Regions from separate parts of the Homo sapiens genome. Here all the other regions are linked to region 1. Evidence: chromatin loops called from intact Hi-C (ENCODE). Cell type or tissue: heart right ventricle. All regions are shown on one strand.

The links. Hi-C counts contacts between places; a loop is a spot of excess contacts. Peaks named below come from ENCODE experiments on the same cell type or tissue, not always from the same donor. Only the 100,000 strongest peaks of a DNase experiment are listed, where the experiment ranks them.
Region 2: it touches region 1 in a loop (1.8-fold over the local background); 20 of 110 quality-filtered maps call a loop at or near these places.
Region 3: a loop joins it to region 1, with 9 times the contacts of the local background. A loop is called at or near these places in 78 of 110 quality-filtered maps.

Annotation. Positions count from the first base shown.
Region 1 is chr22:30,384,094-30,392,093 of GRCh38, reverse strand. It overlaps RNF215 (ring finger protein 215), which reads left to right and starts at 4,683. Exons shown (of 9, transcript NM_001017981.2): 1 at 4,683-5,065; 2 at 5,335-5,478; 3 at 5,953-6,024; 4 at 6,105-6,190; 5 at 7,599-7,755. The coding sequence starts at 4,781. RefSeq lists an enhancer at 401-590 and a silencer at 4,584-4,943. In heart right ventricle, CTCF peaks have their summits at 823 (motif pointing left), 4,347 and 4,569 (motif pointing right); DNase peaks (open chromatin) are centred at 809, 4,350 and 4,663; H3K4me3 peaks cover 1,431 bases; H3K27ac peaks cover 1,135 bases.
Region 2 is chr22:30,315,638-30,323,637 of GRCh38, reverse strand. All of the region lies in intron 1 of TBC1D10A (TBC1 domain family member 10A), which reads left to right. Among named protein-coding and RNA genes, the nearest start is that of TBC1D10A, 7.3 kb to the left of the region's middle. In heart right ventricle, a CTCF peak has its summit at 4,433; no DNase peak of the experiment used is centred here; H3K27ac peaks cover 6,686 bases.
Region 3 is chr22:30,105,514-30,113,513 of GRCh38, reverse strand. It overlaps HORMAD2 (HORMA domain containing 2), which reads right to left. Exons shown (of 11, transcript NM_152510.4): 6 at 1,698-1,718; 7 at 992-1,018. Among named protein-coding and RNA genes, the nearest start is that of HORMAD2, 29 kb to the right of the region's middle. In heart right ventricle, a CTCF peak has its summit at 4,690; no DNase peak of the experiment used is centred here; H3K27me3 peaks cover 432 bases.

The DNA.
Region 1 (8,000 bases):
CCACTGTGGCCTCCCAAACTGCTGGGATTGCAGGCATGACCCACTGTACCCAGCTGGTATCAGCTGTTTTCACTTGCATTCTCTGTTTCTTCTCTTGAATATTCTTGCCATTCAGGTGCCAGCCCACACACCACCTCTTAGAGAGGTCTCCCTTCCCTGGTAATGAGGTTGAAGTGGCCTCTGGCCCCCAGCCCCTCTCTGAGGCTATTTTATCTCATTCCTGTGGCACCTACCGTGGCCTGAAATGATCTTGCTTGTGTATGTGGTTATGGTTTTCTCTCTGTTCTCAAGGGCAGAAGCCATTGCTGGTCACGGTCACTGCTCCATGCCCAGTGCCTAGCACCGAGAAGTCCTTTGATATCCATTTGTGGGCATGACGCTCACCCTGTCCCTGAGAGCTGGACCCAAGGAAGGAGCAGGACCCCCTCTACTTTACAGCCCATGCCACAGTTAAGCTGCGGCTACTTTGCATCTGCCCTGTGTGATCTTGAGTGAGTCATCGACCCTCTGAGCATCTGGGTGAGTGGAGGGAGGTGGCAGATGGAACTAGGCAATCAAGGGACACTTTAAGATCTTCTAAGACAACTTGTTTTATGTGCTGGGCCTCATGTCCATAAGGTAAAGGAATCTTAGGGACCTCCATGTTCTAAAAATACCACCACCTCAGGCCTAGCCGTCCCTGTGGCCACTGGGCCAGAAGCCCCCACTGATGGTGACACATTTCCATGAGTTAGGCATTGTCTGCTTCAAGGCCCTTTTTGTACAAAACAAAGTCACTGGGCCCCATGTGGCCACATTCCCCAGGGACCAGCCTGCCACCTGGTGGCAGCTTGATTACATTGGCCTCTTCCTCATAGGTGGGGCCCAGGTTCATGCTCACTGGAATAGACACATATTCTAGATGTGGATTTGCCTTCCCTGCCCTTCATCCTTCTGCCAGCACCACCATCTGTGTACTCACGGAATGCCTTTTTTTTGGCATTTGCACAGCCTGGTGTGTGACCAAATAACTCATTTCACAGCAAAGGAAGAGAAGCAGAGGGCTCAGGTTCACGGAATTCAAGGGCCTTGTCATACACCCCATTCCTGGTACCAATTCTAAAACATTTCATCCTCATCACCACCCCCTTCCACTGCTGAGGTAACATATTCCATGCCTCACACTTTCATTAGTAGCTTTGTTTCTTCCTAGGTCCCCCTGCAACTTTACAGAATAAGGAGAGACAGAGGAATTGGGGCCTTCTCCATGCAGGTCTCTGCCCAGCCCAGGGCCAGGAAACCTTGTATCCCAAGAAACAAGCTACTTGGAATCACAGCATGTCTGATGAAAGGCCCTCCCAAGTCATTTAGTCCAAGCTCCCATTTTACAACTGAGGACACAGGCCAAGAAAACGGAAGTGGCTTGCCCAGAGGCCCATGGTGAGAGAGTGACAGTCCTGTCCGCTCTAGCTCCCCACCCTCTCTTGGGAGTTTGGATCTGCGGGTTGGGCTACTCCAGAGAGAGCCCACAGGGCTGAGGGTCCTGTTGTCCATCCCTGGGAGCAGGGTGCCTGCATGTCTCTTAGCTGGCATCCCTTCCCCCGCTTCTGGGGTCCTCCAGTCCCCTTCTCCTCAGATACTCCACTCCCAGGCAGGGCCTCAAGGTCACTCGTCTCCTTGCAGTCAATCTCCCACCCTTGGCTGCCTCACTTCCTGGGCTTACACTGCACTCTGCCCCCCGCCAGCATTGGCTCCAATCTTTACTGTTTCTTTACCCACCCCCTAACCCTCCTCACCCCAAAGCAGCAGAAGGCCCCTGGCTGGGCTGAGCTACACCCACCCACGTTGAGGTAACATCCTCCAGCTCTTGTTCCTTCTGCGATAACCAGGGGTTACCCCATGGAAGAACACACCACAGGGAACTGGTTACCCACCAAGTTTGCAAGGGGGCTCCGGCTCCCACTGATGGAAGGCTAGGATGTGGATATTTGTAGGGAAGCAGAACTGTGTTCTAGGTGGGGGACAAGCGTGAACAAGGACCTGCATCTGGTTGGAGTGTGTATGTTGAGGGGTGACTAGGTCAGTGGGGTGAAGGGTAGGGAGAAAGTGGGGACAGGGCAGGCAGAACATGGAGCCAAAGACCTGGCTGATTACAGGGTGCATCCTTGCAACCCTGTTGTTGGGGCTGACAGATGGGCTGGGACAGTCACAGAAATGGAGAAGCAAGCCTCTTCACGGGCACCACGGGGCTTCCACAGTGCATTTTGTAGCTTATGAAGAGTGCTTTCCCACATATGAAAAAACGTTAGTAACATATCCAATTAGTGATCCTTTATCCTTGGGCGATACATTCCAAGATCCTCAGTGGATGCCGGAAACCTCAGGTAGTGCTGAAAACATACTGTGTTTCTTCAATCTGATAACTCTGAGGCCTACTAAGTGACTAACAGGTGGTAACATTTACAGCGTGGGGAGGATTCATATCCAGGGAGGGATGGAGAGGAAGGGCAAGAGATTTCATCATGCTACTCAGAACAGCATGCAATTTAAAACTTATGAACTGTTTATTTCTGGAATTTTCCATTTAATATTTTTTTGGACCTCGGTTGGCTGAAGGTAACTAAAACCTCAGGTAAGGGGAGACTACTATAGACCAATGGAACAGAACAGAGAATCTAGCTACGTGCAGTGGCTATTGCCTGTAAGCCCAGCACTTTGGGAGGCTGAGGCAGGCAGTTCCCTTGAGCCCAGGAGTTCAAGACCAGCGTGGGCAACATGGTGAAACCCTGTCTCTACAAAAAAAAAAAAAAAAAAAAAAAAAATTAGCTGGGCATGGTGACACACCCCTGTGGTCTCAGCTACTTTGGAGGCTGAGGTGGGAGAATCAGTTGACCCTGGAGGTTGCAATGAGCTGAGAAGGCACCATTGCATTCCAGCCTGGGCAACAGAGAGAGACCCTGTCTCAAAAATAAATGCATAAATAATTTTTTAATGCTTAAACTTTTACTTTTCTTATTTAGGTCTTTAATCTATATGGAATTCATATTTTGTATATGATGTGTATGTAATAGGGGTCTAATTTCTTCTCCTAATGGTTAATTCAATTTCTTAGCACAATTTACCAAACAGTCCATGCTACTGCCTCCTTGTATCTCCACAAACACAATGTTTCCTCTGATGTACACCATCTTTAGATGTGTGGGTCAGTTTCTGGCCTATTTCATGTTCCATTTGTCTGTCTTTAGGCTGATATCGGGGGCTGTCTTATATACCCGTCTCACACTTCTTCAGGAGCAACTTGGTCATCCCATATCAGTGTTCCTACAGGTGTTCACTGTAAAATTCTTTCAATTTTTCTGGAGAAAAAAGAGTGTTGTGGCTCATCTGGCCCAGGTTGGAGTGCAGTGGCACCATCTCAGGTCACTGCAAGCTCCGCCTCCCGGGTTCACGCCATTCTGCTGCCTCAGCCTCCCGAGTAGCTGGGACTACAGGCGCCTCCCAACATGCCCGGCTATTTTTTTGCATTTTTAGTAGAGACGGGGTTTCACCTTGTTAGCCACGATGGTTTCGATCTGCTAACCTCATGATCCGCCTGCCTCAGCCTCCCAAAGTGCTGGGATTACAGGCGTGACCCACCGCGCCCTGCCCACCATACAATTTTTAAAGGCTCAGGTTTCAGACTGAGCCAGCTCCCAGCAGCCCCAACCCTTGGAGAAACGGACAAGTTTTAGAACAGTAGTGGAACTTCCACATTCCAGTAGACATTTGAGTTATTTGCTGGGGGTGAGGCAGTGTTGATTGTACATGGTGCTTATTTATTTATTTATTTATTTAGAGACGGAGTTTCACTCTTGTCGCCCAGGCTGGATTCCAATGGCGCGATCTCGGCTCGCCGCAACCTCCGCCTCCCGGGTTCAAGCGATTCTCCTGCCTCAGCCTCCTGAGTAGCTGGAATTACAGGCATGCGCCACCACGCCCGGCTAATTTTGTATTTTTAGTAGAGACGGGGTTTCTCCATGTTGGTCAGGCGGGTCTCGAACTCCCGACCTCAGGTGATCCGCCCGCCTCGGCCTCCCAAAGTGCTGGGATTACAGGCGTGAGCCACCGCGCCCGGCCTATGGTGCCCATTTCACAGATGAGGGAAGTGACCCAGCCTCTCGGTCCCACTGAGGCACTGAGTCCCTGCCTGCTTCGTTTTGCCTTGCCCCCCAGCCCCTTTCCCCTGCCCCTCTATCTCCCCTGTCGGCTTCCCACGCCAGTCTCTGGTTCTCTGCCTCCTGCTGTTTAGTGGGGTCGAGACAGGGAGGACCGGGGAAGAGAGGGATGTGACTTGGCCCTGGCCACCCCGTGGGTCCACGGGGCTGCCGCAGAACAAGGGCCTGCCACCAGGCCCCTTAGACATCCCTTGCTCCTGCCCTTCTCAGGCTCTGATCGTGTCTCTGCTCCCCCAGGTCGCCCTTTCCAACTATTTTCCTGTCTGCCCCGCTGACGCGTCCGCTGCCGAAGCACCTCCTCTCTCTGACTTTCCGCCTTCCCGCTGCGACCCCGGTTTTGCCCCTCTCCAGCTCCCTCAGCCGCGGGCACCTGAGCTCTCCGCGGCCACCAGGGGGCGCCCGCGGCCCAGTCTGGGCGCGAGAGCCGCCAAGCGCCCACTCCGTTCCTCCTGGTGCCCCGCCCCGTCCGGCCGCGGCCCCGCCCCTCCCGGCGCCCCGCCCCGTCCGGCAGCGGCCTCGCTCCCTCCGATCCCCCCCGCGCCCGGGACCCCTGGCCCCACTGTTGGGCCAGCTCGCCGGGTCCGGCCATGGGCCCCGCCGCTCGCCCCGCGCTGAGATCGCCGCCGCCGCCTCCGCCGCCGCCTCCGTCTCCGCTGCTGCTGCTGCTGCCCCTGCTGCCGCTGTGGCTGGGCCTGGCGGGGCCCGGGGCCGCGGCGGACGGCAGCGAGCCGGCGGCCGGGGCGGGGCGGGGCGGAGCCCGCGCCGTGCGGGTGGACGTGAGACTGCCGCGCCAGGACGCTCTGGTCCTGGAGGGCGTCAGGATCGGCTCCGAAGCCGACCCGGCGCCCCTGCTGGGCGGTCGTCTGCTGCTGGTGAGCGCTGCTGAGCCATCTGGCCGCATCACTAAACCCCTCTCTCAACCCTCCCTAGAGACCCCGCACCCTGAACCGACGTTCATCCTCCACCAAGCCTTGAGAGTCCAGCGCCCCTCCCCAGGCTCCCCAGGCCCCCAGCATTCCGGCTTCCCAAACCAGAGAGCCAGATGCTCTGGGAACTCTGGCCTTGGCATCCACTGTGATGACCCCGGCTCCCTCCCCCACCACACCCTACCTCCCTCTGCTCATGGCCCCTTGCCACACAGATGGACATCGTGGATGCCGAGCAGGAGGCACCAGTGGAAGGCTGGATTGCAGTGGCATACGTGGGCAAGGAGCAGGCGGCCCAGTTCCACCAGGAGAATAAGGGCAGTGGCCCGCAGGCCTATCCCAAGGCCCTGGTCCAGCAGGTGCAGGGGATGTCTATGGGGGAGGGGGCTGGAGGAAAGGATTCCAAGGCATCTGCTAGAGCCAGGCCCTCCTTAGATGGGCCCTTAAGAGCTTGCAGAGAAGCCCTAGGCCTGGTGGGTCAGGGCACCCCAGTTTGAAGAATGGAGTCAGTATGGCTTCGAAGCAGGGAGGTGAGAGGAGGCCAGAGAGAGGTTGAGAAGCTTGACCAGGCTCTGAGAGTATGGGATGGGGGAGCTGCTGCTGACGACCACTGCTGGGACTGCCCTGATAGGACCGGGGAAGGCACAGCGCATCTGGAAGGGAGGCAGGAGGAAGAAAGCAGTTTCCACCTTTGACCTCAAGGAGCTTATGGCAGTCTGTCCAGAGTTTTGCTCACTGCAGGGCCAGGAGCTAAGAGCAGCTAGGGCTGCAGGTGGTGAGACAGGTGTGCAGGCAGGGTATATGCTAGCCTCTCGCCTTCTATCCCTCTGCAGATGCGGCGGGCCCTCTTCCTGGGTGCCTCTGCCCTGCTTCTTCTCATCCTGAACCACAACGTGGTCCGAGAGGTAAATCGGACCAGGCCGTGAGGGTAAGCAAGCTGGGGAAAGGGGGACCCAGGCCTGCTGACCTCCTTGTCTCCCTGCAGCTGGACATATCCCAGCTTCTGCTCAGGCCAGTGATCGTCCTCCATTATTCCTCCAATGTCACCAAGCTGTTGGATGCATTGCTGCAGTGAGTTGGTATTTAGACTTCAAAGGACTGACCCTGGGTACAGAGAGCCCCTGGTTCTCCCATGGACTGAGGGGGCTTGGGACCAGGGCCTTACCTGTTAGCCTTTTTTTTTTTTTTTGAGATGGAGTATCACTCGTGTTGCCCAGGCTGGAGTGCAGTGGCGCAATCTCGGCTCACTGGAACCTCTGCCTTCCAGGTTCAAGTGATTCTCCTGCCTCAGTCTCCCAAGTAGCTAGGATCACAGTCATGTGCCACCACACCCAGCTAATTTTTTGTATTTTTAGTAGAGACAGGGTTTCACCATGTTGGCCAGGCTGGTCTTGAACACCTGACCTCAGTTCCACCTGCCTCGGCCTCCCAAAGTGCTGGGATTACAGGCAGGAGCCCCCGTTGCCACTGCTGCTGCTGCTGCCCCTGCTGCCACTGTGGCTGGGCCTGGCAGGGCCCGGCCTAACTGTTAACTTTTTTTTTTTTTTTTTTTTGAGATGGAGTTTCGCTCTGTCACCCAGGCTGGAGTGCAGTGGCGCGATCTCGGCTCTCTGCAAGCTCTGCCTCCCGGGTTCATGCCATTCTCCCACCTCAGCCTCCCAAGTAGCTGGGACTACAGGTGCCCACCACCATGCCCGGCTAATTTTTTTGTATTTTTAGTAGAGACGGGGTTTCACCATGTTAGCCAGGATGGTCTCGATCTGCTGACCTTGTGATCTACTCGTCTCGGCCTCCCAAAGTGCTGGGATTACAGGTGTGAGCCACCGTACCCAGCCAACTGTTAGCTTTAAGACTGCCCTCTCGGCTGGGAATGGTGGCTCATGCCTGTAATCCCAGCACTTTGGTAAGCCAAAGAAGGAGTATCACTTGAGTCCAGGAGTTTGAGACCAGCCTGGGCAACATGGCAAGACTCAGTCTCTACAAAAAAATACAAAAATTAGCTGGGCATGGTGGCACATGCCTGTAGTCCCAGCTAATCAGGAGGCTGAAGTGGGAAGATCACTTGAGCCCCGGGGGTAGAGGCTGCAGTGAGCTGTGACTGTGCCACTGCACTCCAGTCTGGGTGACAAAGGGAGACCCTGTCTCAAAAAAAAAAAAAAGAAAGACTGTCCTGTCCCAGGCTGAAAAATGGGTGAGGGGATGGGAAGGAGGTGCCAGAGCCTGGAGCTTGGAGCAAGGAAGTGGCTCTGTGGGCAGAGAGGACTGGCCCCAGCAAGGAGGAAGATGGACTTGCAGGCTTCCCTGGCCTGGCTGGTGTGAAAATTGGAAAAACCAATAGAGGGAAAAGGCCTGGGGCAAAGTGTAAGGCCAGCAGGGGCGACAGTCGTAGGTATCCTTTTCCTGCAGAGCTGGGGTGGGTGGGTCTGGGCCTCCCTTCCCAAGAGTCCTTCCATCTGGCCCCGGTGACTTCCCCTCCCAGGAGGACCCAGGCCACGGCTGAGATCACCAGCGGAGAGTCCCTGTCTGCCAATATCGAGTGGAAGTTGACCTTGTGGACCACCTGTGGCCTCTCCAAGGATGGCTATGGAGGATGGCAGGACTTGGTCTGCCTTGGAGGCAGTCGTGCCCAGGAGCAGGTGGGTGCTAGCAGATTACATGGGGCCTAGGGAAAGGAGGCTCGTGGGGCCATATACATGGCTTTGTATTGAAAATCCTGTGGCTTCTCCCCACCTTAGTGACAAGGACGGCCTTTCCCACCCCACAGGAGTGCTGTGAGTGTTCAGAGACATGGTGTAGGTGGGCGCTCAGTTGGGGCGCCTGGGCCAGGTCACATGTAGTCAGTGTTAGCTGCCGTCCTCATGTTCTGCAGGCATTGGGAAGC
Region 2 (8,000 bases), 68 kb after region 1:
GATGAGGAAACTGAGGCCCAGAGAGAAGAGTAACTTTCTTAAGATCACAGCATATTAGTGGCAGAACTAGGACTTGGACTTAGGGTTTCTGACTCCCAGGTCAGTACAGTTTCCACTGCCTTCACCATCCATAAATATGGCCTTTCGTCCCTGCAGGATATCAGGTGTCAGACAGGTAGAACAGAAGTGTCTTAGCAGTCACCTGCCTGCTCTTACCTTCCCTGACTTAGCTCAGCACTTTCGACTCTCTCAGCAGTATATGAGGCTAATAGAAGTGGCCCAGAAGGATAAGAATATGTTGTCATTACCAGTTCATTAGACTGATTAGCTTCAGGACTGGGAAGAGGCTCATTCACCTTTTTCTCCTCAGGCCTGCGGTGGAGTAATTAATACTTATTTGCGGGGAGACATTTCAAGTCAGGAAGCTGAAAGTGGCAGGGCATGGTGGCTCACGCCTATAATCCCAGCACTTTGGGAGGCTGAGGCAGGTGGATTCCTTGAGTTCAGGAATTCGAGACCAGCCTGGGCAACATGGTGAAACTCCATCTCTACAAGAAAATACAAAAAATTAGCTGGGCATTGTGGTGGGCACCTGTAATCCCAGCTACTTGGGAGGCTGAGAGGTGGGAGGATCTCTTGAGCCCAGGAGGTGGAGGTTGCAGTAAGCCAAGATGGTGCCACTGTGCTCCACCCAGCTCTTTCTTGAGACAGAACATGACCCTGTCTCAAAAAAAAAAAAAAAAGACTAGGTGCTGTGCCTCACGCCTGTAATTCCAGCACTTTGGGAGGCTGAGGCAGGCGATCGCTTGAGCCCAGGAGTTCAAGACCAGCCTGGCCAACATGGTGAAACCCCATCTCTACAAAAAATACAAAAATTAGTTGGGTGTGGTGTCATGCACCTATAGTCCTAGCCACTTGGGAGGCTGAGGTAGGAAGACTGCTTGAGCCCAGGGAGGTGGAGGTTACCGTGAGCTGAAATCACGCCACTACACTCCAGCCTGGGAGACCTTGCCTAAAAAAAAAAAAAAAAAAAAAAAAAAAAAAGCTGAAAGTGACCTTAGAGATGGCCATCAGCATACAGATGGATAAACTGGAGGCCTGTGAGAAACCTGGAATTCCTGATTCCCAGTCCTAGGCCTTTCCATTTCTTCACCTTGTCTGTCTTTTGAGCCTACTCCGCAGGGAACCTTTAGTGAGACTGAGATGGTCCCTGTCTGTTTTTGAGTAGTAGCCACAGACAAGAAAGCAGCTTGCCAGTAAATGATCCTGTGGGTGGCATAGGCATAGATCAGAGTGCCGACAGCATTAGTTCTTCTGGCTTGGCTGGAGACCGAGTGGGGCATTGAAGCCCAGGAAGGGCCGGGTGCAGTGGTTCACCGCCGTAATCCCAGCACTTTAGGAGGCCGAGGTGGGCAGATCATTTGAGGTCAGGAGTTTGAGACCAGCCTGGCCAACATGGTGAAACCCCGTCTCTACTAAAAATACAAAAATTAGCCAGGCGGTAGTGGCTCACGCCCATAATCCCAGCTGCTCAGGAGGCTGAGACAGGAGAATCGCTTGAGCTTGGGAGGCGGAGGTTGTAATGAGTTGAGGTCATGCCACTGTACTCCAGTCTGGGTGAGACAGACCGTGTCTCAAAGAAAAAAAAAAAAAAAAAGGCCCAGGACCAGTTGAGGAAAAAGATGTTTTCAGCAGGGAAGGGTGGGAGGAGTGATGATACCCCTCCTGTCACTTTGGAGCAGGAAGAACAGACTTGTTTGGTGTCCCTTCTGTAGCATAGAGGAAGTGGTTGGGAAGGGAAAGAAGGATACAAGTTTTATACCAGGTCTCCTGGCCCGAGGGAGGTGACCTGAGAGAGGTGGTCCCTGACCTTCTTCTCCTTTTCCTATGTGATTGTCAGGTCTGGCCTCCTGAGGCTGAGAGCTTCCCATCCAGCCTCAGTCCGCCCAGTCTGCAGGCCAAATGAGGTGAGGAGCTATGCTCTTTGGGATCCCATGGGTGTTGGCTTCCTGTTATGGGAGCAAGGGATCTGAGCTGGGCCCAGGGAGAAACATCTGGAATAGCAGTATTGCCTTCTTTAGTTCTCATTCCCTGGGCCTTTCATTACTAGCCAACTTTGGAAATCATAGAACTGGCTTAATTGGCATCCCTATAGTTTATTGTGTGCCAGTTTTTATTGGAGTGGGGTCAGGGCCCTCCTGGCAGGCCAGATTCTGACTCCTTGCCTTATTCTCTAGTTAGTAAACTCAGAGCATCTACTTTTCTTGAGCTGTTACAGATCCCAGGAGAGCATGGAGCTGGCATTGGGGTGGTCCCTGGGTGGCCCATCTGGAAGGAGGCATTTGTACATATGGGGCCCTGGGCTGTGACTCTAGACTGCAGGCCCTCCCATTTTCTCTCATTTTTCCCTTCTTAGCCTCGAAGGAATATCCGGTTTGGTGGCCCTGTGAGTGTTAGGTCCTCAGACAAGACCTGACTTGGTAAAGGAGGGAGCCGGCACACCAGCTGCTACCCTGGGAAGGTGCCTGAGTGTCCGCCTGCTGGGAAACTCTAAGCTGTGGGAAAGAGATAAGATGGTAGCACCTACTTGATGTTTTGTCCTACCAGCATCTGGGCCTGAAACAGGACCTCCCAAGGGGCAGTGAGGCCTGGCTGTGGCCCAGCCACCCAATCTGTTTATATCGAGGTGGGCAAGAGAAGGTACTGTGTGCTCCCTCCTCACACAAGCGCCAGAATCTGGCTGGCTGTGTGATCTTGGACATGTTGCTTCACTTCTCTGAGCCTCAGTTTCTCACCTGCAGAATGGTTATGATAACACTGACTTTGCAGGATCATTCTGAGGTTTAAATGAACTAATAATACAGGGTAGGTGCTCAGTGAATGTTCTTCTCCCTCTTAAAGACTGGAGCAGCTCGTGGTTCTATCTTTTCATTTTCTACTTCCCATCTTTGGCTATAATGATGAGTGTCAGTGAGGCCCAGCCCCTGTCGGCAGGAATGAACCCTAACCCATGGTGAATCCTTACTTCCCCTGAGAGGGGTGATTATCCCCATTCTGTGGATGAGCGTACTGAAGACCGAGGAAAAAGTGCCCAAGGTTTGCCAGCTGGTAAATGGCAGAACTGGGACTAGAACCTGTTTCTTGACACTGCATCCAGTAGTGACTACACCTTGCTAAGGTGGCAGCAGGCAGGGTGCCAGGTGCTTACTGTCCCTAAGTCCCTAAGGTCCCTGAGGTCCCCACACCCAGGGCAGGAGTTAGCAGGAATCTGGCTACCTCCCCCTTCCAGTATGGAGGGCAGAGCAGGTCTCAGTACAGGGAAAGGTCATGGCCATCAAGCAGGAGAAAGGCACAGGGAGGAAAATCCTTGGAGAGGTCCTGGAAGCATGGCCAGATCAGGCCTGATTTAGTCCTCCCATAGGCCAGAGTCCGGATTGCATTGGTCTTGACCCCAACATGCTGCATAATGGCCATTTGACTTTGATATCTAGTCTGTGCCTTTTGGAAGAAGTGTTACTTTGTAGATGAGGCAGGGATTATGTTGCTTGTACCGGTGAGGAATCTGAAGGTTGGAGAACTCTTGCTGTTAGTGAACTGTGGAGCCAGACCGGAGAGGGATCCCAGGTCCTCCGACTGTCACCCAGTGCTCCTCTAGCTACATAGCACTGACCATTCTCTTCCCCTTTCTCTTCCTCAGTCGAGGTAATTGAGCCTACAGGCTCAGGATGCATTGCCGACTAGAGCAGAGCCCTGCCATCATCCATCCGTTGTCCTAGCTGATCACTTTATCCTGCAGACAGTACACTTGAGGGGTAGGAGGCCTCCTTTAACTGATTAGTCTGCCCCTGGTAAATCTATTGCCGCAATCCTGGGCCCAGAGACCCTCTCCAGCAGGGAGAACACTGTACTGGCCACCCCACTGGCAAGTCAATGCTCCTGATACTTAACCAGCTTAGAAGCCCCCACCTAGGATTTCAGGGCAGCTGCCAACTTTGGCTTTCTCTGTCTCATCCTTCCATTTCCCGTCTCTCCTCCCCCTACCCTACCCTACTCCATTCTGTGCCCTGTCCAGGTCTTCAGAGGCTGCCATAGCTTAGCACTCAACACCTCTTCAGGTAGAGAAATACTCAGCAGACCCAGCAGCCTGGGAGAGCAAACCAAGGCTTACTTTTGCCAGCTTATCCATCTTAGCAGTGAGCTTATTTACCACACATTTATTGAGCACCTACTCTGTCAGACCCTGTGATTTGGACAAGAGATATAGAACTGAACAAGATGTCTGTGTTTTATTGCCCTCAAGGCACTCACAGACTTGCTGAAAAATAGAACCACAGACAAATCTTTCCAGTGTTGAGTGATGAAGGCTGTCATTGAGGCATGCAGTTGCTCTGGGAGTACAGAGGAAAAAGCAGCCAGCCCCACCTGCAGGAGCCTAGAAAGTAGTAGCATTTGATCCAGGCTTCAGAAGAGGCAAAGCAGGGCAGTCCATTGGATGAGAGGGGGCCCATGTGCAAAGTCCCTCCCAAAAGCAGTCGTTTGAGCATGTGTGGCAAGAGCAGAGATGACAAGAAGAACGGGAGGCAGTAGGATGATACGACAAGAAGAACGGGAGGCAGTAGAATGATACGAAGCAAGGGTAGGTTAGGGAAATGGGTTGGGCAGTCTCAGTCTAGCCTTGAATGTCAGGCTGAGGCCTCTTGTGTTGCATAAAAGTTAGTCCAGGAAATGGGTTGGGCGGTCTGAGTCCAGCCTTGAATGTCAGGCTGAGGCCTCCTGTGTTGCATAAAAGTTAGTCCAGGTCTGGCATGGAAGACGGCATAAAGAGGAGCTGGATTGCAGGCAGTGAGACCTGTTGGGAGAATCAAGGATGGCCTAAAAGGGCTGTGGTGAGACCTGGAAGAGGTCTGGAGCAGTGAGGATAAAGAGGCTGGCAAATCATTAGTGCTTGGTTCATGACTGCCATGTGGGCTGATGGAGAGGTAGGAAGGCTCTGGACTAGCTGAAGTGGCTTTGGCCTCTTACAGAGTCCATTCTGGAGCCCTCTGGCTACAGGGAAGCAAGGCCAGCTGTGGCCTTCCTCTGAAGAGGGCAGTGGGCTGCTGTGACTCTGCGTTGTCACAGCTCTGGGCTCCCCAAGGTGCCTGGTATGGCTGGCTTGCCCCGGGCACATCAAGGGGTTCTTTGTCTCCTTCCAGCAGGAGAGTGGGTTGGCTGACCTGGTTGGGGAAGGAATAGGATAAGCGGTGTTGAGCTTCCTGGTCTCTGCCTGGCAGACATATTGGATGATAAGGAAGGATGCAAGGAGAACCAGAAGAGAGGACTGGGGCCTGAGGACATGGAAAACCTACCTTAGGGTGGTATGGCAACTGGGAAGGGTGGGTTTGGGCCTTTGGACACAGCATACACTGATCAAGGGGAGGCACTTGGCAACTGGAGGCTTGTTTGACCTCACCTAGCACCTTTATTCTGTTCTTAGAGGTGGTGCCTTGGCTGGGACAAAACCTGTGAGAAGGCAAACCCCTCAGCACTTACAAGGGGCACCACCAGTGGCATCCGGAGATGAGAGATTCTGGCTGGAAATGTGGATTTTAGGCTAGTGTTTGAGAAAGGGCTCTGAACCAGGCACAGGGTCAGAGTGTCAGTGATGGCTCCACCACTGACCTTTGTAATATGTGACTTAGGCACATCCCTCACCCAACCATGGGGCTAATGCTTCCAGTTTTTTTCACCCAGCACTTACTATATGTGTAGCCCTGTGCTAGGCTCAGGATATAGACCTGATCTTGCCCTCACAGGGAAATCAGACATTAAACAAGTAGTTTCAACCAGTCTGGTCAACATAGTGAGACCCTGTCTCTAAAAAATAAATTAGCTGGGCATGGTGGCACGTGCCGGTAGTCCTAGCTACTACAGAGGCTGAGGCTGAGCCTGGGAGTTTGAGGCTGCAGTGAGCTGTGATTGTGCCACTGCACTCCAGCCTGGGTGACAGAGCGAGACCCCATTTCTAAAAAAAATTTTAAAAAGAGAAAGAAGTTACCAGGTGTGGTTGTATACAAAGGATTGTGAGGATCAAATGAGATAATTGGATTAGGAGCATAGTGTAAACAAATACTGCTGAACGGAGATCTGGAGACCTTAACCCTATGCCTTACTGAGCCACTAACTAGCTGTGTGACCTTGAGAAAGTTGCTTAATCTTGGTTTTGTTTTGTTTTGTTTTGTTTTTTTGAGATGGAGTTTTGCTCTTTTGCGCAGGCTGGAGTGAAATGGCACAATTGATCTTGGCTCACTGCAACCTCTGCCTTCCGGTTCAAGCGATTCTCATGCCTCAGCCTCCCGAGTAGCTGGGGTTTTAGGTGCCCACCACCATGCCCGGCTAATTTTTGCATTTTTAGTAGAGACAGGGTTTTGCCATGTTGGCCAGGTTGGTCTCAAACTCCTGACCTCAGGTGATCCACCCACCTTGGCCTTCCAAAATGCTGGGATTACAGGCATGAGCCACCATGCCGGTCAAAAGTTGCTTAATCTTTTTAACCTCGGTTTTCCCCACATAAAAACTACGCAGTTTGTATGTGTGTGTGTATGTGTGTTTGTTTTTAAGAGACAGGGTCTGGCTCTGTCACCCAGGCTGGAATGCAGTGGTGCAATCACAGCTCACTGCAGCCTCAACCTCCCAGGCACAAGCGATCTTCCCACCTCAGCCTCCTGAGTAGCTGGGATTACAGGCTGAAGCCACCATGCCTGGCTACTTTTTTTACTTTTTGTAGAGACAGAGTCTCACTATGTTGCCCAGGCTGGTTTCAAACTCCTGGGCACAAGCGATCCTCCCTCCTCAGCCTCCCAAAGTGCTTACGTTATAGGCATGAGCCACTGTGCCAGCCAACTAAGGCAGCTTTAGTGGGATGGTGTTGAAGACAGCTACATCTGACATCCTGAGACTGACCGTGGAGTATATGAAAAGTGTTTTGAAGCCTGAGTAACATAGGGAGACCCCATCTCTACATCCCATAATTTAAAAATTAGCTGGGCATAGTGGTGCGCACCTGTTGTCCCAGCTACTTGGGAGGCTGAGGTAGGAGGATCACTTGAGCCTGGGAAATCAAGGCTACAGTGAGCCATTATTGCACTACTGCACTCCAGCCTGGGCAATGGAGACCCTATCTCAAAAAAAAAAAAACAAAAACAAAAACAGTGCTTTGAGAAGTTCTCTATGTGGTACCACGCAAGTTCAGGGGAGTCACCATGGCACATGCCACAGAAACCACTGCTCCCAGCATGCTCTGTTCCTCTTGTGAGAGGACATCTCTGATTGATTGATTGAGACAGGGTCTTACTTTTTTGCCCAGCTTGGTCTTAAACTCCTGGCTTCAAGTGATCTTCCTGCCTCTGCCTCCCAAAGTGCTGGAATTAGAGGCATGAACTACCATACCAGGCTGGACTTCTCTTTGTGTGCAGGATCGGTGTCCCTCAGGACTTTGGGAATGTAATCAAATCAAGGGATGCTTTGATTTATCTAGCTCTTTAGTCTGCAAAGTGCTTTCATTTCCATTGCCTCTCAGTAACCCTTATAGGAGCAATGGGAAATTGGTAGGCTATTATTTTACCCTGTTTCCTGATAAGGAAACCAAGGGTGAGCAAGTGATGGAACAGGGCCTGGCACCCAGCATTCCTCCTTCCTAATTTCCCATCTTACCAAAGTTGGTGACCACTGTGTGGCCTCTCCTCCTCCCCTTCCTGTCCCAGTCTTAGGACTTCAGCCCAGCCCCAAGTGTCTGCACTTCTCCTACCAGGCTTTTCAGGTTGTTTTTGTTGCTAAGTTGTCATGATGGATGACACAATTCCTGTCCCAGGACTCCACACACAGCTCCTCATATGTACCCCAAGACAAGGCAGGAGTAGCTGGGTCGTGAGTGACCCAGTGAAGGAGCATAAGTTCGGAGAACTCCTGTCCCTACTCAGTGCTTTGGGCCTTGGACACTGTGAGTCCAGAAGCGATCTTCC
Region 3 (8,000 bases), 280 kb after region 1:
GTAATCCCAGCACTTTGGGAGGAGGAGGCAGGAAGATCACTGAGGTTAGGAGTTCAAGACCAGCCTGGCCAACACGGTGAAACCCCATCTCTACTAAAAATATAAAAATTAAAAATATAAAAAATATAAAAATTAGCCGGCCATGGTGGTGCATGCCAGTAGTCCCAGCTACTCAGGAGGCTGAGGCAGGAGAATTGCTAGAAGCCTGGGAGGCAGAGCCAGCCTATGTAACAGAGCGAGACTCCATCTAAAAAAAGAAAAAAGAAAAAAAAAGAAGAATTCACAATCTGGTTGAGGAGATTAAGTAATCAATATGAATCAATTGAGAGTGTTAAATTGTGGGGTTCTGCTGGAAAAAGAATTTAAAGAAAGAAGTTAGTATAGACCAAATAGCCAAAGAGGTTTACATATAAGATATGAACATAGTTGGCCTTGAAGATGAGTCGGATTCCCTAAACAGAGGGAAGAAATCTAAAGAGAGAAGTAAAGAGGTAAAGCTCTGAAAATCTATAAAAACACGAAAAGAGGGAGAATTTAGTTGGCAAAAATGAAAATTAGAGTTATGCCATATCTCATTTATTTTCCCAAAAGGCCATAAACAGAAAAGATTCATAATCAGTTTAAATAAATAATAAAATGTGGTTTTATATGACTCGGAAAAAAAGTTCATAAAAATTAAATTTAAAAAATTTTTAAGAAAAAAATGTGGTTTTATACATTTATACATTAAGAGACTCTTAATGCCAACAGGTTAGGGAATAAGCTCAGTTCTTCTCAATGCCTTTTTTCCCCAATACCCTTACATAGTTTTTGAAAAATCTCATAATAAGAGATTGGTCAAGTTTAGAGTAAAATATACTGAAAGAGCCCACTATTAGTTCCTCTGCTCATATGGTAGTCTAGTAACAAAATCTATAGCCTCAACTCAGAAAAACATCTTAAAATATAATATACATATACTACCCACCTATACGTTTGTGTGTGTTCTTACCTCAGATCCCATGGGATCTGTGTAAAGCTGTATAAGGGAAAATAAACATCATTTAATTTCTGGAATTTACTAGATTACTCCTCATCAAATACCTTTTTTATATAGAGTTCAATTTGTGTTCTATTAGTTGAGTACAGACATATATTTTAAGCTAGAGATAGGATATGCTTATTTTGTGAATGTAGAGTCTTTAGAATATTCTGTGAACACTGAATAAAAGGAAATTAATAATGAAGGATTCATAATTACCATGACTAAGCTACAAATAAATTCTAAATAATCCATTATGGTTTAAAATTTGTTCAATAAATCATAGATCTAAGACTCTCAGTGGTATCTTCTCATTTTCTATTCTTAACTATGTATAACATGTTAAACTCAGAGGTATACAAAATTTCAAAAGAGTCTACCAAACTTCAAAAACAAAAAATTTGGAGTCTGTAAAGTAACTAAAAAAATAAAATCCTGAGAGCCAATAAATGAAGCAGATAGTATAGCCTATACATTTTCCCATGTATTATACCAAAGAAATATACAATTCATAATCTTTTATTAAACTTCTGATAGATCCTATGTTTTTAATTCCAAGACAGATTAAAAAAAAAAAGTCAGGGAGGAAGAGGGAGAGTACTGTTTTAATGTTTCACTTGCCAAAAGACAATGAAATAGAGACAGAGGCTTGGTCTTTAAATGAGTGTGTACTTACTGTCAGTACTGCCATACGTAGCTTCAAGAGAAAGAAAAAAAAACTATTATTATTACATACTTGCACCTATATTATCATTCTTTTCAATAGACTAATTAAAATATTATTTCAGAGAGGTTCGAAAGATTTGGGTAGGAAAAAAATATCCAGAAGGCCAGAAGAAAAAGGATACAGTCATCCCTCAGTATCTGAGAAGGAATTAGTTCCAGGACTCCCTATGAATACCAAAATCCATGTGTACTCAAGTACCTCAGGGAGTATATGAAAAGTCAGCCTTCCATATCTGGGTTTCACATCTACAGATACTGTATTTTCCTTTTTCTTTTTTTTTGAGACAGAGTCTCACTCTGTCACCCAGGTTGGAGTGTTGTGGCATGATATCGGCTGACTGCAACATCTGTCTCCCAGGTTCAAGGGATTCCCCTGCTTCAGCCTCCTGAGTAGCTGCGATTACAGATGCCCGCCTCAATGCCCGGCTAATTTTTGTATTTTCAGTAGAGATGGGGTTTTGCCATGTTGGCTAGGCTGGTCGTGAACTCCTGACCTCAAGTGATCCTCCCATCTTGGCCTCCCAAAGTGCTGGAATTACAGGCATGAGCCACTGTGCCCAGCCTGTAGTATTTTCTTTTTCTTTCTTTCTTTCTTTCTTTTTTTTTTTTTTTTTGACAGAGTCTTGCTCTGTCACCAGGCTGGAGTACAGTAGCGTGATCTTGGCTCACTGCAACCTCCTCCTCCCGGGTTCAAGCGATTCTCCTGCCTCAGCCTCCTGAGTAGCTGGGATTACACGCATGCACCACCACGCCCAGCTAATTTTTGTATTTTTAGTAGAGACAGGGTTTCACCATGTTGGCCAGGATGGTCTCGATCTTCTGACCTTGTGATCCACCCACCTCGGCCTCCCAAAGTGTTGGGATTACAGGCGTGAACCACTGCCCTGGCCCCGTCCTGTATTTTCAATCCACCTTTGGTTGCAGATGTGGAAGCCACAGATACAGAGGGCCAACTGTATTTATTGAAAATAATCCATATATAAGTGGACCTGTGAAGCTCAAACCCATGTTGTTCAAAGGTCAACTGTACTTTTTTCCAGGAAGGTCAAAATTAATTTTATGCTAAAAGTATATTATATGAGGCCGGGTGCGGTGGTTCACGCCTGTAATCCTAGCACTTTGGGAGGCCAAGGTGGGTAGACTGCCTGAGCTCAGGAGTTTGGGATCAGCCTGGGAAACATGGTGAAACTCTGTCTCTACTAAAATACAAAAAATTAGCCAGGCATGGCGGCTTGTGCCTGTAATCCCAGCTACTTGGGAGGCTGAAACAGGAGAATTGCTTGAACCTGGGAGGCAGAGGTTGCAGTGAGCTGAGATCACGCCATTGCACTCCAGCCTGGGCGACAGAGCGAGATTCCATCTCAAAAAAAAAAAAAAAAAAAAGTATATGCTCACAATTCGATAGCAATTTTTTTGCATTATAAAGGGGAATTTCCTAGATATCTGAAAACTGATTCTTTCCTATAATTTTTTCTTTTTTTCTCTCCATTTCTGAAAGACTAGCATTTTTTAATTGATATATAATAGTTGTACATATTTTGGGGGTACATGTGATATTTTGATACCTGTATATAATGTGTAATGAGTTCAACTGTATTTTAAATCATTTCTAGATTACTTATAATACTTAATACCATGTAAATGCTATATAAATACTTGTCACACTGTATTTTTTATTTGTATTATTTTTATTGTTGTACTGTTATTTTTTCTAAATATTTTCCAGTTGGTTGAATCTGTGGATGTAGAATGCTCTGATACATGGAGGGCCAACTGTACTAACTATTCACTCATTCAAGTGAGAGTCCATTACGTACACAGGGCTCTGCTAGAGACGAGAGGGACACAAAAAAGATAACTATCCCTACCCTTAAAAAGTTATATTCTAGTTCTGGAGGCAAAAGGTATACAAAATAATTCATTATTACTAAATAATTAAATATGCAACAAGTACCTCAAAAAGTGTCCCATTTGAAACTAATCTACTAAAGTAAAAACATCTTATATGTCTATAAAGTCCTTGTCCTCTCTACATATACACTACTATGAACAGATTATCTCTGCTTGAAAGAGTAACATATAGAGATAGAAATATAATCAAGCCAATGATAATTGTTTTTAAAAACTAGAATACAAATCAGAAAATTTCAGGCCAGTCACAGTGGTTCTTGCCTGTAATCCCAGCACTTTGGGAGCCCAAGGTGGGCAGATCATTTGAACCCAGGAGTTCAAAGCCAGCCTGGGAAACATGGTAAGATGCCATCTCTACAAAAAGTAAATAATTAGCTAGGCATAGTGGTGCACACTTGTGGTCCTAGCTACTTGGGAGGCTGAGGCAGGAGGATTGTTTGAGGCCTGGAAGTTGAGGCTGCAGTGAGCTGTGATTGTGCCAATGCACTCCAGCCTAAGCAACAGAGTGAAACCCTATAAGAAAGAAAGAGAGGGCCGGGCATGGTGGCTCACGCCTGTAATCCCAGCACTTTGGGAGTCTGAGGCCGGAGGATCACAAGGTCAGGAGTTTGAGACCAGCATGGCCGACATGGTGAAACCCCGTCTCTACTAAAAATACAAAAAATTAGCCAGGTGTAGTGGCAGGCACCTGTAATCCCAGCTACTCGGGAGGCTGAGGCAGGAGAATCACTTGAACCCGGGAGGCAGAGGTTGCAGTGAGCCAAGACCACGCCACTGCACTCCAGCCTGGGCAACAGAGAGAGACTCCAAAAAAAAAAAAGAAGAAAGGAAGGAAGGAGGGAGGGAAGGAGGAAAGGAAAGAAAGGAAGGAAAGAGAGAAAGGAAGAAAAAGAAGAAAGGAAGGAAGGAAGGAAAGAAGGAGGGAGGGAGAGAAAGAGAGAGCGAGAGAAAGAAAGAGAAAAGAAAAAAAATTTCAGAACCATAATTTCATATCAAAGGACTAAAACTTTACTGCCACTGTGTGGCCATTTTGATTACTGCATATAAACTCATACATTACTTAATTGAGTTCATTTATTTATGCATTCATTCAAAAATAGACATGGTCCCAATCTCAGGGAACATTTAGACTAGCAGGGGAGAACAACGTTAAACAACAAAAAAATAGCAAAGATAGCTACATCATTAACATTGTGTTCATTGCTATGAAGAAGCAGCATGGGATGCTATGAGAACATGAAATAAAGGGACCATCTAGGCTAGGGAGGAGGGTGTCAGGGAGGGAAGTATTTACTTCCCTAGGGAAGTAAATATTTAAGCTGAGACTTGACAGATAAATTGGAGTTAGCCAGGCAAGGTGTATGGGGCAGGGGAGAGAAGTTTCCAGGCAAGAGGAACAATATATGCAAAGGTAAAAGGAGCTTGGCATGTTCTAGATTCTTTGTGTGGCTTGAACATGGGAATGACAGTGATGCCCTGGACAGGAAGATAGGGATCATACAGGCCTTGCAGACCATGTGAAGGACCCTGAACTTTATTTTAAAAGCTGTGGAAAATTTTTAGGCAAAAGAATGACATGATCAGACTTGGGTTTCTGAAAGTATGCAGTGTGGACAGTGGGTTGGAATGGTGAGGGATTGAGAATGCGAATAAGGAAACAAGCTAGATAGCTATATACAATATAGTCTCTTTTTTTACAATAATTATCTGCAACACTGATATGTACTTATTTTGAAGAATTCAAGCATAATATAAAGTACAAAATAAGTATAAAAATCACCCAAAATTGAAACCCCATCTCTACTTTAAAAATACAAAAATTAGCAAGGCATGGTGGCACGTGCCTGTAGTCCCAGCTACTTGGGAGGCTGAGGCAGAAGAATTGCTTGAACTCGGGAGGCAGAGGTTGCAGTGAGCCGAGATCACACCACTGCACTCCAGCCTGGGCAATAGAGCGAGACTCCGTCTCAAAAAAAAAAAAAATCACACAAAATTTCATAACTAGAAATAATCATGCTCTTACAGGGGAACACCTTTCAAGATCTCTAGATACTCAAATCTGATTTTACTCAAACTATTTTCATTTATTTATTTATTTATTTATTTGAGATGAAGTTTCGCTCTGTCGCCCAGGCTGGAGTGCAGTGGCATGGTCTCAGCTCACTGCAACCTCTGCCTCCTAGGCTCAAGCAATTCTCCTGCCTCAGCCTCTCGAGTAGCAGGGATTATAGGCACCAGCCACCATACTCAGCTAATTTTTTGTATTTATAGCAGAGACAGGGTGTCACCATGTTGCCCAGGCCGGTCTCAAACTCCTGGGTTCAAGAGATCCACCCGTCTCAGCCTCCCAAAGTGCTGGGATTACAGGTGTGAGCCACTGTGTTCGGCCTCAAACTACTTTTAAAACATATCATACCAGCTACAAGATCACCTGAGGAAAGTTATAAAAGATTAACAACTGAAAAACAATATAAATACTATTTACTTAAGAGACTAAGTCATCTATCTAAAATTTTGTCTTTTGATCTCTCCAAAACAAGCTATTTTGACTGAGTCAGTCATACAGGTAGACATTTAGTAAAATAAATTTATCAAACTAGCTAGATACTCTTTGTACATTATACTGCTATTTTAGTACATGTAATACTTATAATTTTTTATTTAAGAAGTGACCCTATTATATTATGACCTCCCTGGGAGTGGAATCACATTTTACTCTCATTATTATCTCATCCAATGCTTAGGCACAGTGTCTGGCACAGATTAAATAGCCAATGTATAAAGAATGAATGTTTAACACATACATAGTATTTGTTATGTGCCAGGCATTGTTCTAACCATTTTAGATCAGTGGTTTTCAAATTATGGTCCCTAGACCAGCAGTCAAGAGCATCTCTTATAATTTGTCTGAAATGCAAATTCTTACATCAGAAATTTTGAGGTGAGGCTTCACAACATGTGTTTTAACAAGTCCTCCAGGTGATTCTGATGCAAGCTAAAGTTTGAGAACCACTGCTTTAGATTATTAACTCATTTAATTATCAAATATCCTTAACAAGTGGATTCTATTATTATCCCCATCTTATATGCAAAGAAACTAAGGTACCAAAAGGTAGGTTACGTGCCAAAGGTCACACAGGTGTTAAGTGACAGAACTGGGATTCTTCAGACCATCTGACTCCAAAACTTGAAGTTCTAACTATATTGTACTGCCCCTCAATGAGGAACAGTCAGGAAATGCTGCTAAATGAATGGATGAAGGGGAATGAGTGAGCACTGTTCAGTATAACAGTGATGGCCGTCTCCCCCTCTCAATCTGTCCAAATATTCAGGGCCTCCAAAGCTCAGAGGCTATTTTCTCTCAAAAGATTTCTCTCATGTTTCTCACAGGGTATAGTGCCTCCTTTCCCATACTTCCCATTGCATATGATCATTATCTGTCTTTTGGCATGCATCACTTTCTAATGAGCATTATAGGGGTGATTGAAATATCTCTGATATTTTTACATAAAAATATCAAATTGATATAAAAAAATCAATATATAGTCTGGGTGAAGTGGTTCATGCCTGTAATCCCAGCATGTTGGGAGGCTGAGTTGGGCAGATCACTTGAGGTCAGGAGTTCGAGAGAAGCCTAGCCAACATGGTGAAACCCCATCTCTACTAAAAATACAAAAATTAGCCGAGTGTGGTGGTGCATTTCTGTAATCTCAGCTACTTAGGAGGCTGAGGCAGCAGCATCGCTTGAACCTGGGAGGCGGAGGTTGCAGTGAGCCAAGTTTGCGCCACTGCACTCCAGCCTGGGCAACAGAGTAAGACTCTGCCACACACTCACAAAAAAATTAATAAATAAACATGTAAAGCCCAATATGACATAGATACTGGCCAATCAGAAAGGATGCCAATTTGGCTCTAGAGCTGGCCTCCTGGAAGCAACGTTCGGACTAGATATTAACCCTTTGGTTACTGGATTTTGGAGTGTTCTGGAGAGATCCCAAAAGAGACACTGTAAGGTGATGGGGAGGATATTGATGGGGAGCCACATGAGGTCTCAGAAAAGTAGCTATTCACCATTCAATACAGAAATATTTCAATATTTTAAGAGCAGATACAGCTGAGTCAGTATGTAACAGCTGATCATCAGCCCTGCATATGAATTCACTTATCTTCTGCCATGGTTACAAGCTCTTTCCCACTTCTGTTTTATCTTTGTATCCCTAGGTCCCTCTGGTCAGTGTTGAATAAATCATAAGTAACAAATGTGCAGTGGAAATAGAAATGTATGAATTTGCTAAATAATCCAGTGTAAGGCTTCCTGACCTCAAGATTTCTTAAAGGAACA